2 separate regions of the Mus musculus genome follow, and region 2 is linked to region 1. Evidence: chromatin loops called from intact Hi-C (ENCODE). Cell type or tissue: heart. All regions are shown on one strand. Links, peaks and the distances in the headings refer to the core of each region. The heading gives the core; the rest is flanking DNA.

Region 1 (8,332 bases), core at 140-8,139:
GAGCCCACCCTGACAGCAATCAAAGTAGCAGACCCCAGAAGAGGGTTTGGAATGGGAAAAGACATCCCCTCCAGCATGCAGAAGAGAAAGCTAAGAGGCCACTTGCAACTGATGTTGCCATAGAAACATCTGTAACATCCTTAAGCGTAAAGGATGACATTTGTTTAGAGCTTGAATCTGAACGGCCTCGGCAGGCTAGCGCTTTGGAATACTCATGCTCTGGCTGGTAACACTGGTTTTGAGAGATTAGGTGACCTCTAGCTGGTAGAAACAGGTCACTGAGGATAGTGGGGATGGGGAGTGTGTAGGAGAAGATAGATCAATCAGTAAAATGCTTGGTATAAAATCATGTGGACCTAAGCTCATATCCCTAGAATGCACATAAAAACCTAGGTGTCGTGGTTAAGTACTTATAATCTTAGCACTGGAGAGGCAGAGACAGGAGGATCCCTGAGGCTAACTGGCCAGTCAGTCCGCCTGAATTTGTAGACCCCAGAACACAGTGAGAGACCCTGTCTTAAAAAAATGAGGTAGGCAGATGAGGTAGGCGGCTCCTGAGGAATGATTGCTGGCCTATATAAGACTTCGTGGCATCCGTGGTGTTCCTATGTTCAACTAAGACTCTCTAGGATGCTACCCTGGGGTCCCCAGGCTTCTAGTGACTCCATTGGTCTCTAGATCATCTGTTTCTGGAAGCTTCTCTATATTAGTGAGGACAGACAGTGAGTTGGCATTATACCCAGGAAGAGAGAACTAGTCTTCCTGAGTTACTTTTTCAGCACCGGAGGCAAGGATCTACATGGTTGGTTTTTCAGCTTGGGTTGATTCTTGCTGGGAGCTTCTGAGCACCCTTGCTGAGCCTGGCCTGGCCATTTCAGATGAAAGGCTTCGGTGGTACAGTTTGGAAGGTATTTTTAGCGCTCCACAGGTGCTTCTCATACGCAGCTGGAGCTGAGCTGAGAAGCAATGATTTACACTCCCCTACCCCGCACCCTCTGCTCTAAATCTGTTAGGGTGCAGGGTTGGATCTTCCTGTTCATCTGCTCTCTGGCTTCAGAGAATAAAATAAGCAATAAATTTATAGTATGAATCCCTGCCAGGAGAGACAGAAAAGTGGGAGGGAGAGAGAGAGAGAGAGAGAGAGAGAGAGAGAGAGAGAGAGAGAGAGAGAGAGAGATGCAGGCTTTACCCACTTCTAGAATAACCCCACTGAGCAGGGAGCTGCTTCTGTAGGGAATTTCTTTCATCTTGGGAACATCCAGGGTTTGCAAGAGGCCCCTTAACTTCACATATTCTTTTTTTTTTTTTTTTTACCTGCAAACCCTTTGAAAACTCAATGTCCTTGAAGATGAGGAAAAGCCAGACTTTGACTCAGGTGGCCTGGAAGGTGGCTTTGTCAATTGAGGAGTCTAGGTGTGGGCTGTCGGTTATGGGGCATCACTCCTCCAATCCCTGGCACGTGTAACACTACTCTCACGCACTGCCCAGAACTGTTAGTCTCAGCCTCGAGAAGGGGTGCACCACAGCTCAGAAGGCGGTTCTTGCCCTGACTGACGTTACTAAGTCCACAGGAAGGTCTGAAGGTCTGAAGCTGGAGTAGCACTGAGAGACATCCTGACTTAAATGACAGAAGATGTTCAGCGAGAAGCATTCCCACTTAAAGAACAGAATAGATCAAAGCAGCAAAAACTCACACCAAAGTTCATTAAACCTGCACAAATTCTTAAGCAAATGCCACCAACATTCAGCGATGTGTGGCTTTCTTTTCTCTTGGACACCCTCTCCCACCCCAGGACACACCTCTGCCTCTTTCTCTGCATTTTCTCACAATATGATCAGACTCAACACTGGATAGAGAATCTGGGCTCTGGTTGGTTTTCAAAAGTTCCCCCCGCGCCCCACAATATCTTGAAAGAACCTAATTTATTTGGCCACGTGTTAGAGTTCCTCATGTGGTGTTCTGTAAGCTGCTCATTTTGTGGGACCCGGAGCCCCGCTTCAGATGATGCACAGGAGTGCCCTCCTCTACCAAGGCTGGCCACAGGTCATAGTGATTATGGGCGAATGACAGTTTCTATGACTGCCACCACTGCTTAAATTGTACATGGTTTAAAATAACAGTAAGGGGCTGTTTTTGTCCCTTGGGTGGGGACCCGCATGAGGAGGGCACAGGTTGCTACTGAGAAGGCTGTGCTGTCCTGGCATTAGATATGTCTATTGTCCGAAATTCCGAAGGAGCCTGAGGTTGCTTTGGGCTGATGCTTAGTGTGAGTGTTAGCACAGAAAACTTTCTGAGAAAACTGGGCTTTAGAATTTAAGCATTGGCTGCATCTGGCAGGTGACAGTGACACATACTTACAATCCCTGTACTGGGTGGGGGGTGGGGCGCTGGGGGATGCTAAGGCAGCAAGAATATGAATTGAAGTCTTGCCTAGGTACGACAAAATAATGAAAAGAAGGCACCGTACTTGTGTGCTGAGGCTGCTATAACTGACACAACTGGGTGGCATAGACAACAGAAATCTACTGTCTTGAATTCCAGAAGCCCAAGATCAAGGTATCAATGTCTTCAGAGCTATTAGAGTCTAAGCCTGGGTTATGATTGGCTTTACAAGCTAAGCTTGGCCACCCATTCTCAATACATCAATTTAGCAAACAACACTGAAAAGCAGAGAAAGGAGATTGAGTAAACGCAGCCACACTTGGAAGAAGAACAAATAAAGGGGTCTAGTGAGCTCCAAGCTCATGTTCTGGGTTCTAACACGAGGTTTAGATTTAAAGAGGGAAGAAAGTATGCAGAACTGAACAGTCCTAGCCAAGGTGTGGTCCTGCTCAGCACCGGTCACCATTGCCTCTGCTCTAGGCTCTCCTGCAAGGTGTTCTGACAAGTTCAAGTTGTCCAAACTTCATGACCTTTTTTTTTTCCCCTGGGAGACAGGTTCTCCCTCTAGCACCAGGTTTTAGCCTTTACCTTCTTTCAACATTCGATTCCTGGGGGAGATTCAATTCCTTGGAGACCATTGCTTCAATAGTCTGATATCCAACAGGTGGGACACAAGCCTGTCTCCTTAGAGGACCTTAATTCTTGCCAAGATACTTACACAAGCAGGCTTGCTTCTCGTGAGGGAAGGATCTGTTCCCGGTCTCCTTCCCTGGCTCCCTCCCTCCCTGTTTTCCTGTTTTCCTTCACATCCTCTTTCCTGTAAAGGTATCTGTCTCTGTGTCTAGATTTTCTTTTAATCACTGTGTTTCAGTTCGACGGTGTTGGTGAAGCCCCTATCCGCACGCGCCAGCACATCCAGGTGCTGAATGAGAGTTAGGAAGGTGTGGCTTTCTGACGAGGCTCAATTCAACTCACGGCAGATTACATCTAAAGTCGATCCCATAAAAGCTAAGTTTTATGGTTAATTTCTAGCGTGAACTTGACATTGTTCTACGCCTTCCCTTCATTGGTTTACTTGATTCTCACAATCCTCTGAAATCACTCCCATCAGTATTCAGTGGCAAAGGTCACGTGTCAAGAGGCAGAGCCTCATTTGGGAAGAGCCTGGTTGGAATGTAAGAGCACATGGTTTAATTCCTTGAGATCTTATATTCTACATAACCTCTGCTCTATAAGGCTCAGTTGCAGGTATTTTGAGGTTTTCGGCAGCTATCAGACTTTCTACTCTGGGAGTCATAGGGCTGAAGCTCCCATGCTGTGAAACCTGTTGCATGATTTCATCAGGGGTGTGCTTCCCATGGGCTGTCACAGCCTGAGCATGACCGAGCCGGCCTGAAAAATGGGAGACTTCTGTGAGGGCTGGGTTTTGCCCCGAAGATTCCAAGACAGCCTTCCAAACCTTCCCTCCAAGACAGGGCAGTCCGGGTCACCCTGGACTGAGTCTCCTAGCTCCTCTTCTCTTCCCCTCTTTCCTATAGTCTCCTAGGGTCAGACCTCCCTCCCACTCCTAATAAATCCTGTCTAACTGTGTCTTCCTGTCTACATCTCACCTTGCCTCTGGGCATTCCATTTCTAGTGCTTTCTGTAAATATTAGCTTTTAAAATCCAAGGACGAGTTTGTGGTGTGTCAAATCTCCACAATTAACAGGTTTCATTCTCATGGTGTTGACCCCACCCCTACCTCCACCCATACCCAAGCATTTTTCCTCCACGTTAAAATATAAGGCCAATGGGTGCCCTCGAAGCTCAAGAGGCCACCTCAGGTTTATTTAAAGATGGCCCAAAGCTGATGGAAACTGCCTCCCTGACCAGCGAGCACATATGTGGGCTGCTTTGATGTGACGGATGGGATTGTTTGCTGATAGGGCCTGCTAATAATCCAACTAGGTGATGTCATTCTTGGCAGGGCCCAGAAAGAAAAACAGAGGCCAGCAGCTCCCCTTGGCTGCCCCGGCCCCCTTAAGAGATCTTTAACTTTGCCTTTGCCAAGCAGATGAAATTGAAAAGTTCTGTGAACCCAGCTGAGTTTTCTTGCCTCCCGGGGATGAGCGTTTTTGTCGAAAACCTTGGGCCACTAGGCTGGTTTCCATAAATCCCTTGGAAAGCTCTGTACTATCTTTGGAAATACTCCTGGGAGTGGAGACTTCTCACAGAGCTAGGCAATTCCTGAAGACACAGTCTTTTGTTCTAGATTTGATCTGTCCTGTAGGGAAGAGATCGAAGCTCCTGACCCGAGGAGCTTAAATGGTCAAGGACAGGGTAGGACCATGCCCTGGGAGGAGAGCAGGGACCCGGCTCGGTGGGTAAAGTACTTGCTTAGTATCTTAGGTCCTTCATAAAATTGGGTATAGTGGTGTAGGCTCAGAAGCCTAGCTCTTGAAAGGAGATAGAGGCAAGAGACTCCAAATTTCAAGGCCAGCCTGGGCTAAAGGAGTCCTTGTTTATAAACAAACAAGCAAACAAACAAGCAAATAAATGATAAATCCTCAGTCTCTAATAAAATGCTTTTTCTTTCTTTCTTTTCATTTCCTCAATTTTCTCAGTCCAGGGACTTAGGGAAGCCTCCTGTTTCCCAGTAGAGAGGTTGATCGAAATGCTATCCATCACACCTCCACTCTGCTCCTGGAAGCATATACTGTGGCTAGTTCCCTGCCCAGAGTTGAGCCACTACTTCCTCTCTGCCCACACCGTGGCTTCTCTGGTCCTGTAGGCAGATAGTGTTCGTGTTATGAGACCCACACAGATCCCTATCTGTGTTAGTTAGGGAAGTCTGTGAAATATTCACTGCCTCAAGGAAAAGCATTCACCATAAAATCAAGGCCCTGTCTACACAGGACCACGGAGGCCAAGGCCCTTGAGCTGCATCACCCAAGTTGTAAAATTCCCTTTAGAAGGGTGATCATTTTTACATTGGCCCACAAAGACATACTTTTGGCCAAATTGCCTTCATACAATGGGAAGAGCACATTCCGAATCATTGAGAACTAGGGACTTTAATTGGGCTGGGAGATGTGAGTGGTGTGAGATTTCAGGAGAAATTCTACAAATAAATAGATTTGGTGATTTATAGACTAGATCCCACCTAGTAGGCTTGGAAGGGTAGCAACTGTTGGTAAAGCAGATGATATTTTCCAGTTGGTTTTTAGGATAATCAGGGCTCAGTTGCCATGGAAAAAATCCGTGAGTATGCTGAGTTGAAAACACTTGCAGGGAAGGCTCATGGTGATTTCCAGTCCTATACCAGAGGGTCCTACATCCGTCCATTCCTTATAGACCCATCGAAGATTACTCTGTGCCTCCAGGCATTCAGGGATCAAGGGGCTGCAGTGGTGGTGGGCAGAACTAGCTCTGGGCGTTAGAAGCAGACAATGAGATAACAGTAGATAAAAGTATGGACTATGACAAACAGTGATAAATGCTATAGAAGTTACTAGGTGGGAAGGCAGTTAGGGAGAGCAGCGAGCAATGAATACACAGATCAGGTTATACTGAAAAGGCAGCATTCTGGTAAGGACCTGGAAGAAGGAAGGGGGACTGTCACTAGGACAGAGGGTGCAGCAGTGAAGGCAAAGGCCACTGTGACTGTGGTGAGTGAGAATAATCTCAAGGAGATGTCAGAGGATGCTGGACAGCATGTTGGATAGGCCTGAAGGGCTAGCCACCATCTCTTCCCAGACTTTCCACAGATGGCCCTCCTTCTCACACACATATTTTCCAACATCCCGCAGTGTATACTCAGCTCCTACACTGCTGTTGGCCTCCCTGGCTACTGCCCTTTCAAAGTCCCTTTCTGGTGCCTGCTATGAGTTCTGGAAATGTGGTGAGGGGAACTTTTTTGAGTCAGCATGACTAGTACACCCAGGTCATGAGGGAAACATCTCCTGGTGTCCCCAAGGCAGTCCTGGAAGAAATTAACATTTGAGTCACAGGCTGAGTAAAGTTGATCCACTGCCGCTAAGGGTAGGCATACACCCCTGAACCAACTAAGGGCTTGAATATGATTTAAAAAAAAATGCAGAACACAGTAAGCACATTCACTTCCTGATGCTTTTTCCAGCCCTGCAGCAGAGGTTGTAGGCTTTGTGGCTTTGAGATCTAGTGTAAGGGTCCATGATTCACTGAAGAATGGTACCTTGGATTCAATTAGTATGCAAAAGCAAAGAGCGTTTTATTCTGCATAAGTCCAGCATGCTGGCGTCTACCATCAACCAAGATGGAGGCCCCTAGTGAGCTCGCAGGCCAGATTTAAAGCACATTAGGGAAATTCTGGGAGGGGTAGGCAACCTCTATCTCAATCTGTGGGCTCTATCTCTAGGGACATTCCACAACCATTGCTGGGGCGGGGCCTAGAAACTGTTGCTGACCCATTGTCCTTGCCTCAGGCCTGATGGCCCGGCAGTTTCTGACTGGCTGCCTGAGGCCTGGGTTTTTTTTTGTTTGTTTGTTTTGTTTTGTTTTGTTTTTGTTTTTGTTTTTTGTTGTTGTTGTTGTTTTGGTTTTTGTTGTTGTTGTTGTTTTTTTTGTTTTCAGTAACTGGCTTACCTGGACTTGCCCAGTTCTTGGAAACAGAGATTTAGGCCTAGTCTCCTGAACTGCCAATTTGAAGCCTGTCTCACTAGGAGGCTGAGGGCTTTCCTGGCCCTTCTGCTTGTAGATAGCTCATTGTGGAACATCTCAGCTGATTCTGCTTCTCTGGTAAACCTCAATACGGCGGCCATGTAGAATCACCTATTTCTGCTTGCCTTAACTTCTCATCAAGATCCACACTGTTGGGCAAAAGCCAGACGTGTATTCTTTTTCTTTATGTCACGCACTCTGCATACACAAGGAGAATGCTTGTTACATAGAAACCCCAACTCTACCGGAGAGTTTTGAGAACTGTGTGCTTGTCCTTTTGTCTGAATCTGAAGAGAACGTGGCGTGGGATCGTTTAATCCTGTCCATTAATCAATATTCTTTCAAGTACAATGATTTCATTTTGGAAATATTCAAGCCCAAATCCAAGGATTATAGAATTTCAGAGTGTGCTACGTTTACCCTGCCTTTTTTAGTCTGTATTAGGAAAATAGTGCACCTTTGAATATATGCCTCAATTTTTATATTTGATTGGAATACAAATAGATTTTTTAAACCTTTCAAAGCATGAAGAAATAACAGTCTGAGGTACTTAGGTATGGATGTCTCAGTTTAGTGGGTGAACGGGCAACACCTCCAAAAGTGACATGACGCCAGAGAGTTGGCATTGTAGAGTGCATGGTCTTCATCTCACCCCTTCCCTTAGGCTTCTCCATTGTCTGCAGGCAGAAGGGACCCAGCAAATGCGACGGTGACAATGTTGTCATCAGCCCATCTCACAGCGGAAAGCTGCAAATCACACACAGCATTTGCTGGTTACATAGATCTTGGTGGCAGGTTTGGTCCCGAAAAAAAAAATGCTTGCACTCAGTGCTCCCCAATCTGTCCTTAGCCATCAGGATTTGAGAATGTGTAAATAGTGTCAATCTTTCTTTTGCACTTTGTCAATCTGTCTGTCCCACTGACTCTGGGAAGATAAATGAGCCCTTGGGTTTCCATCTGGTGGAGGCAGATGGTAGGAAGTACCTTAATACAGGTGACATTCAGCTATCAGCAAGATAAAGGAGCCTGACTCAGAGCAGATGCCTGGGGAGCTTGGTCGGTCGTGACAGCTGAAGACATCACCTAGGAGCTGAGGCTATTTTTGACTGTGGTAGAAAAGTTGCCACATGCTCCTTCTTCTTGCCTTGTAGTTTAAAGGTATATGAAAATGGCTTGGAGGAAGAGTAATAATGTCTGTACGCTGACTCAGCATTCTGAGAAAAGTACAAGTGATTTCTAGGTACTAGGGGGAATACAGTGGATGGTAGTCCA
Region 2 (8,332 bases), core at 325-8,324, 260 kb after region 1:
ATAATTGATGCCATGGGAAGATGTATGTTGCCAACGTGTGACATGGAACAGGCTAAACTCTGAAGGGATACACACAACATGGTGACCAATGTCTTATTAACTGTTTGTTTGCTTTAAAAAAAAAAAAAAAAGACTGCCAGCAAGATTTTGCTGAAAGGACCCTGATATAGTTGTCTCATGTGAGGCTATGCCAGTGCCAGGCAAATACAGAAGTGGATGCTCACAGTCATCTATTGGATGGAACACAGGGCCCCCAGTGGAGGAGCTAGAGAAAGTACCCAAGGAGCTGAAGGGGTCTGCAACCCTATAGGTGGAACAACAATATGAACTAACCAGTACCCCCAGAGCTCGTGTCTCTAGCTGCATATGTAGCAGAAGATGGCCTAGTCGGCCATCATTGGGAAGAGAGGCCCCTTGGTCTTGCAAACGTTATATGCCCCAGTACAGGGGAATGCCAGGGCCAAGAAGTGGGAGTGGGTGGGTAGGGGAGGAGGGGGGGTATAGGGGACTTCTGGGATAGCATTTGAAATATAAATGAAGAAAATATCTAATTTAAAAAAAAGATCATGATAACAGCAATTCTCTCTATTCTCAAAAATGTCTACACTGTATTGTCTTGATAGCATTAAACATTTCTAAGCACCACACAAAGCACACTGGGTGCACTGGTAGCTTCTTTAGTGGGAGTCATCTGAGGGGTGGATTGCACAGTCTTCCAATTCACACCGCTAGAATGATTTCTACGCCTTCCTTAAAAGGCCATTAGTAGGAGGCTCGGTGGCCCATTTGCTTTTGAGTGATGAGCAAACCAAAAACACAGAGGAGCATGCAAATTATTTAGCCGGCTCTTCCCAAAGGCCTAAGGCCAGATGTGGAGGTGACACACATGTAGGTGAGAATTTTAGTTTTCATCAGAAGACGTGAAGTCATGTTGCACTCACCTAAGTGGTTCACTGGGTCAGACCCAAGCAGATTCATTGCTATTATTGAGAGACACGAACAGTTTTATGGTTTCTGAGAAGAATCGGGTAAAACGTGGTAGTGCCTTACTGCCTCGTGATGACAAAACCAGGTGAACTCAGCTCATCTGGCCGAGTGACACCTGGGGGGTTGGCACTCTTGTTGGATGGCTTACGGCCTTTCAAATGTTCTAATTTCTGAGGTCTGGAAATCATCAGTGCACGTTAAAAGAAACGTTCACAAGGTTGAAATTACAGGAGAGTCGTTACCTGAAGGCTGTAGAGGAGACGCGTTAAATTCTGTATTGCTTGTATAATCTGGGGGTATAAGAAAGATTACATGTGTCAAGTTCTTGAAAAACTTCCTTAGCCACGACTTGAGAAAGGATGCTATATGTTTAAAGCATGCGTAGCTCACCTCTGACTGTGAAGAACCGGAGAAACTTCTATATTCCACCTAAAACACATAAAAACACGAGAAAATGAACAGCCACCCGACGTTTGGAAGCTATCAAGTATTCCTGATCTATGGGCTTCCCTGTCTCAACTCCATCACCTCGGCTACAGTAACCATCTCCTCCCAGGCTGGAGAATTAAGCAGCCATTTGACAATACAGGTCTCACTCGTTCAAACTCAGAGGTGTGTGACAACTCTTACCCAACCATCCCTTACCATGGCATAGATGATGGTAAAGAAACGCCAGGGGAGGTTGTTGCACCTGGCTCTCTGGGGGCTACAGGACAGCACAGGGACTCTAGCTCCCCGATATCAACGTTGGAGAATCATGATACCCAAGTAGCCGGTGGTTAGAGAGAGACGGCCCAAGGGAAGCGCTTAGTTGGTGTCTCCAGATCCCACCTCAATTCATCACCAGCCAGCTCCAAACCCATGAGTGAAGCCAGAGGATGCTGGCCATCTTGTCCTTGGGGATGGATGGGGCCTCAGACTTTGTCTCTTTCACACCAGGGAACATCGGGGAATATGTACATGCGGAGAGCTCTAGTTCCCAAAATTGCATTAAGCATTTGTTTATGTGCCGTATGGCTTCTCCCATTAGTAAACCAATTTATGTATTGAATATTATATCTGCAAACCTAAGGCTGGTGTTTCACATTGTAAGGGACACTCAACAAATAAATGAGTATAAGTTACACTTGCTCGCATTCTCTTTAATAAGTAGCCATGAATGCTACAAACTCCACATTTTGTGAACTAGGAAACCATTCATTTCCCTAGCCTCTAAGAGCCTACAGCCTCCTGGATGATGCTTGCTTCTGTCTGAGCACACGTCATGTTCAGCCCTAAACAAAGTCAACCATGTTGCTTCAAGGAGGCTGGGAGCTTAAGCTGCTGGTGAGCGAGCCCCATTTCCTTTGCCTTCATACTGTCACTACAGACTTTGTTGCTAATCAGTCCATTAACAGGGAAGGGACAAAGGTAGAATAGAGAGAAGCATGTCGGTACTTTAGAACTCTGCCCAAATGTACGGAATATACTCTGGTTTGGTGGTTAAGTTCTTGCGTTTCCTATGAGCCCTTCTTGGCCCATCCACTGCTTTAGTGGAAAAACAAAAAACAAAAACAAAAAACCATGATATTTCCAAATTTTATATTCTACCAAGAAGCAAACATGTAGAAATGGGTTGGATTGTGCGACATTTGGTTACTGCTCGAACCTCTGGGTTTGGGAAGACAGAAGAAAGTGTACATTGTCTTTTTAATGGACTTCATGCGCCACCTGGTGGTGGTACTGTATAACTACAGTTGATCCATGCGAGGAGAATTTCTACCCTTGGGTATTGTTTTTAATTCTTTCAGAATTTTGTTTTAATCTAATCTTTTAAAGGACGCTGACGCCAAGACATCACTATATACTTGCTTTATCTGTTTATTTCCATTCTCAAAAGGCCCCATCAAGTGTCAGAGTTTCCAGAGGTTAAAACCTGAACTCACTTCTCCACCTGTAACTGAGTCAGGAGTCAGAGTCAAGCCATTTTCTGTGCAGAACTAGGCTGCATCGACCAATTATCTTTCTTCCCAAACAACCTAGGAGCGATTGTAAGCTACTGGCTTCACGCTTCAAAGTGAAGATCACACGGAGAAGCGCAGACAAGCTAAGGCAAACTAGCTCAAAGCTTACAATCAGAGTAAGTAGAGTAAAATTCTGTATTCATAAATTAACTTGGGCCTCTGAGCTTTGCAAATGAATACTAAGTCAGAGCTGACTTTTCTGTGAAGTTCTGAGAGCCAGACTGGTTCTGTCCTATGCCACGTATCTGGAAAACATGTAACAGTAAGATGTTGCATCTGTAACATGTCGTAGTCCCACACTGGTGCGCATTAATACTTGGTAATGGAGCTAAATCAATGCTAGACAAAGTAAAAACCCTTGACCTGACTCCCCACCTCCCAGGAGCACCGAGCTCTTCCTCCCCTCTTATGAAATCACACACGTCAAGCTAATAGGAAGCTGTATGCATATAATTTCTACACAGAGAGGTCCAGCCTACATATATTAGGAATCAGAGAACATCGTAGCACGGGCAAAGGGTGGTTACGTGGATTCCAAGTCTGCGAGAGGAAGGTGGGATACAGGTGAAGAGCAGAGGATCACAGTAGAGAACAGAAGCAAGACGTCCCAAAGTGGAAATCAGTTCAGCTCACGGGCGCCATCTGGTGGTGAAGCGTCCCAGTGTCGGGTCACCTCTCAAACAGGGAGTTGCCAGAAGCAGTGAGAAAAGCAAAGGTTTGCAATGCAGAGAGTAGGCCGGAAGTCAGAGAGTGCAGACACACATATACACAGGAGGGTTGTCAAGCTTTTCGTTTTGGTTTTTAATAACGTCTCAGTTGATTTTCTTTTTAACATGATATATAAAAACCACGAACATTTAAAGAAGAAATAGTTTAGAAAGTTTCAATATAGATATTTAAATAAATCAGAAACAATTCAGAAAAAGGTATTTTCAATCCACTCATTGCCAGAGAGCTGAATCTACTTTGTATACAAAAGCAATAGGTTCTGGTTACTAGCAAGTTGGTTAACAATTAACAATACCTTCTCCCCTGCATCAGAGACTGCCAAGTCGGTTACCACACCCTGGAGCCCGGGATCCACATCCCAACAGCCTCTTCCTTCTGTCCCTTCTGTGACTAATGCTGGAAGCACGCCATTGAGACAGAAACAAAAAGGACAACATCAAACGTCAGCCGGCCAATTACATTCTTCTGCCCACAACTGAAGCACACTTCAAAAAAAGGAGTCATCACGAGATAATACATACTGAATGAACCTACAGGGGGCGCTAGAGATCGCAAGGAAGCCCGCAGTCCCTGCTCTCCCGGAGCTTACAGGCTAAGAGACACCAAGCAGCATCCTTTGCCACCTGCCATTTTAACTGCGCTTCTTTCTTGGGCTCATGTGTCCATGGGCTGTTTGTGGTACCGAGTCTACATCTCGCTTTCATTTAATAGGACAAAGCTGCCTGGGAAAGAAGTAATTTAAAACAGGTGCCCAGTGGAATTACAGCAAGGTCTCTTGGCAGACCCAGGTCCATAAAAGGCTCCCTCGAGGCCAGTACAAGAGCAGCAGCTGATGGACAAGGTTTAGAACGCAGGTCCAGAGGGCACTGATCTAAGAAGGCTGGAGGCAGCTAACACTTTATGGTCTCAGAGTCATAAAAACTGAGAGCCTGCCTCAGTTTCTCCTCATTTCCAGCTTTGCTCACACTTCCCACTTAAGCTTTAACACTGTAAATACATTTGACCTAGGAAAACACATCCAGAGATGTTAAGTACCAAATACAAATTTACCTTTACCGGTGAAACCTCGGTCGGCAGGATTTCATCATTGCTTTATGGATTTCAGTTAAAACTTAGGCTATGTTCACCTTTTCCTGACTTAAACCAGGCTTCTCAAGGCTGCTCCACCCCACCCCACCCCCAACTTCATTGGAGCAATATCTGACCAGGATCCTGACCAAAATACTCATTTTGTGATGTTTATAAACTTCTTTTAAAAATATGGTATCATCACGCATCTTTATTTCTAACAAGGGGCTGCCCCTTTCTCTTTGTTTAAATTTTAAAAATCACATGTATCACCATTAGGAAACAGCAGCTGCCCAGGATTCCAGAAAGCCTCTTCTAAGCCAGAGTTTTCTGTGAGTGGGAACCACTTCGAATGAACCCAGTGAAAAGCCAAGGTCACCCGGTGCAAGCGAGCACTTCTTAGGCAAGGATGTTGGAGGGACAATTTATAGCAACTTTTCCTAACGCCTAAAGAGACAGTCAAGCCATCTCCAAACCAGGAGCCAGTCTGTTCCTCTTGCCCACTTCCTCACATTAACAGTTAAACGTTGGAGGAAGCTAAGATGGGGCCGAGCAGAGGTAGAAGGGGAGTTTCCAGAAGTTTCTGCACCCTCAGGCATAGCTTCAGGGTGGGCAACAGGGTCTCCACTGGACTGACCATTCTGGACAGTAGAGTATAATAGTCTCCTTTGGTAAGTGTACTCATGAGCTTGTAACCTCAGACCGACAGGGGCTCGCTTCACAAAGGCCCTCCCTGAAGCCCACTGCAAAGCTACTCTGGTCCTTCTTTGAGGGATCCTCTTCTGCCCTTAACAACTGTATAAAGAGACCAAACTCTCAGAGCACCGTAATCCAAGCCAAGCCAAAAAGGATGGCTTCTGGCATACAGGTTCACCCCATGCCTGATCCTAACGGCAGGGCAGGCTGTTCTAGGTCTAGCAAATGGGTGTAGATTCTGTAGGATTCGGACAGGGAGAACCCTCACTGGCCTGCCTGAAGGGAGGAGAGGACCTGGGGAGGGCTCCAAACAGCTGCAGGGCACAGAGGAGCCTCCCAGCTGTCCCTGGGGCGGGGCTGATGGCGGCAAACCCTCAGTATTTTTAGAGAGCACTTCCTCAATGGCATAATGTGGCTCTTCTAAAGGAAATCACCCAGAGCAGTACAACTCCCTTGATGAATCTGGCCGGTCGAAATGAAAAACATATGTGCACATTCTGAAAATAGAAAGCCAGGGTTAAATAAAGCAGAATTTGGGAGGGGAAAATAATTTTGGGTGCTTGTAATAAAACAAAAACCAAAAAAAAAAAAAAAAAAGAATAGAACTAAAAAGTTATACTGCCCCTAGGCATTCTACTGAACCAAGGGATTTGTTACAAGAAAGTCTAAAACAGCATGCCTGTGGTAGCGCACACTTATAATCCTCGAACTTGGGAGAATCAGAAATTCAAGAATTCAAAGCTCATTCTCAACTACAAGAGGAAATTTAAGGCCAACGTGAAAGCCACATGGGACCATTGGGGGGGGGGAGGGTAAAAAAAAGCAGCTCGTGCAGACATTCTCTTTCCAAGTAAGGTTTGTACCATCCTCACATGAAAAATAGTCTCTTTATGCTCTTAGAACCCTTTTTTGGAATTCCGTATTTAGCTTAAAACTCTACATAAAAACAGCATAATTGGGCTCTGAGACATTGCTAAGCTTATTCTCTACCTTATTATTTTTAAAATACATTGACAGCTGAGTGTGATGGTGTACACCTGTGAGTTCAGTGCTTCTAAGGCAGGAGGATCATAAACTGAGATCTGCTCAAAACAGAGAGTATATTCCAACATGAAGAAGAGTCCCTGGGAGGGCTGAGGGTGAGGCTCAGTGGTAGGCTGCTCGCCTGGCATGTCCGAGGTCTTGGGTTCCTGTTTGGCAATCGTGTCTATAATGATGCCACCAAACCTCACGCTCACACGTGCACCTGCATGCCATGGGGGGAGGGGAGGCTTAGCCGAAGGACAGAACAGTACAGCCTACCAATGTTAAGTCTTTGTCCTTGAAATACAAGTGCCATTGTCACATATAATATCTCTTTATGACCAGCATGATTATTCTCAAGGTTTTTTTTTTCTAGTTACAAAAAAATTACATTAAGTTCCCCTGAAATCAGGTAGTTACTGCTTTTGTTTTATGTGACCACTATATGCACTAGAGGCTGTGCGCAGGCTCGTGGCCAAGGCCTGTGCTGTCGTCACTTACAAGCAGTTGGTGACGCTGGTACATCCTGTGTACTGGGTGTGTCCATCAGGACAGTCCCTCCAGGGCTTTCTTCGGATGACTGGCTTACATCGCCCATCTTTGAAGCCTTCACAGCCACTTGCAGACTCTCGGCTAGGAAGGAGGAAAAGCAAAACTAAATCTAAGCCATAAATATACAGAGAGATAGTGTAGTTTACCAGGTGTGTCCAACCTGCAACAGGTGGGCTGCATGGGCCCCAGGCGGTAATGACTAAAACTCAATGCAAAACTGTAAACTTACTTAAAATGTTATGAGTTTGTTTTGTGAATTAATGAATCGGATTGAAACTCTGCCACGTGGCTCTTGAGCAGGAACTTTGTAGATCACAATTTGTTGCAACACAAAGATTGGATGTTGTGATCAACCAAGAGTTGTTAAATCACATTTGATCAGCAACTGTTATTATACAACCCAGGGAACTACAATTTGGTTTTACTTTTCTTTATTTTTCCCCCTAAAAGAGCTTGCGGTAGACGACGCTGGGCTCAAACACCCTAAGGGTTACCTAAGGGTAACCCTGAACTCTTGACCCTCCTGCCTTTACCTCGCAAGTGCTGGGATTCCAGGAGTATGCCACCATGACTGGTTTCTATGACACAATAATTGATGCCCAAGGCCCCATACATCTTCAGCAAGAATTGTACTCACTGTACTACGTCCCCAGTCTGCCTTCCTGGTTCTAATAGTTGTATAAACACATGTTCATGAACACATAAACCTATATCCCCCAAAAGGCTGTGATCTGAAAAAAAATGAAAATACGTAACAGCTGGCCACTTACAGAAAAATCACGCAACCCCGCAGTCTACAGCAGCTGATAGCAGCACCCTTTTGCATAGAGAATTTAACATATTTTTTAAAAATCTATTGTATAAAATATTTCAAATGTAACTTTTAGTCAACTAGTATCCTGGAAACCTTCCTGTAATTCTATTAAGACACATGCACTATTGGGTATTAGGATTTGAAACATTGTTACTAAGATAGTAGCTGTTCCTCAAAGGAGTGTTTCTTCAAATCTGCTTTTAATGGTATACAGTTCCATCTGCTCTCTGGTCCTCGTGGGAAGTACCACTCCCTCAAAAGGAGCCATGTTTACTTACATAAAGGAGTCTCAGCTAGCAGGTGGAATGTGTCGGGGACCTTGTAACCATTTCTAAAGCATCCTCCACACAGACCACATTCGGGTCAGAGAACGACCCACTGAGCACCCACTGTTCTCTGGCTATGGCTACTTCGAGGGAGAAGGGGGAAAGAGCCACTTGCAGCTATGGCCACACAAAGG

The links. Peaks named below come from ENCODE experiments on the same cell type or tissue, not always from the same donor. Only the 100,000 strongest peaks of a DNase experiment are listed, where the experiment ranks them.
Region 2: it touches region 1 in a loop (2.1-fold over the local background); 4 of 42 quality-filtered maps call a loop at or near these places.

The regions. Positions count from the first base shown.
Region 1 is chr13:97,672,396-97,680,727 of GRCm38, forward strand. No RefSeq gene overlaps it. Among named protein-coding and RNA genes, the nearest start is that of Gm34087, 54 kb to the left of the region's middle. In heart, for the core only: no CTCF peak of the experiment used is centred there; a DNase peak (open chromatin) is centred at 4,346; H3K27ac peaks cover 302 bases.
Region 2 is chr13:97,935,446-97,943,777 of GRCm38, forward strand. It overlaps Arhgef28 (Rho guanine nucleotide exchange factor (GEF) 28), which reads right to left. Exons shown (of 36, transcript NM_012026.2): 30 at 7,008-7,139; 31 at 4,015-4,115; 32 at 1,378-1,416; 33 at 1,230-1,277. Among named protein-coding and RNA genes, the nearest start is that of Gm34388, 46 kb to the left of the region's middle. In heart, for the core only: CTCF peaks have their summits at 2,702 (motif pointing left), 3,637 (motif pointing left) and 4,268 (motif pointing right); DNase peaks (open chromatin) are centred at 3,616, 4,236, 5,836 and 7,036; H3K27ac peaks cover 387 bases.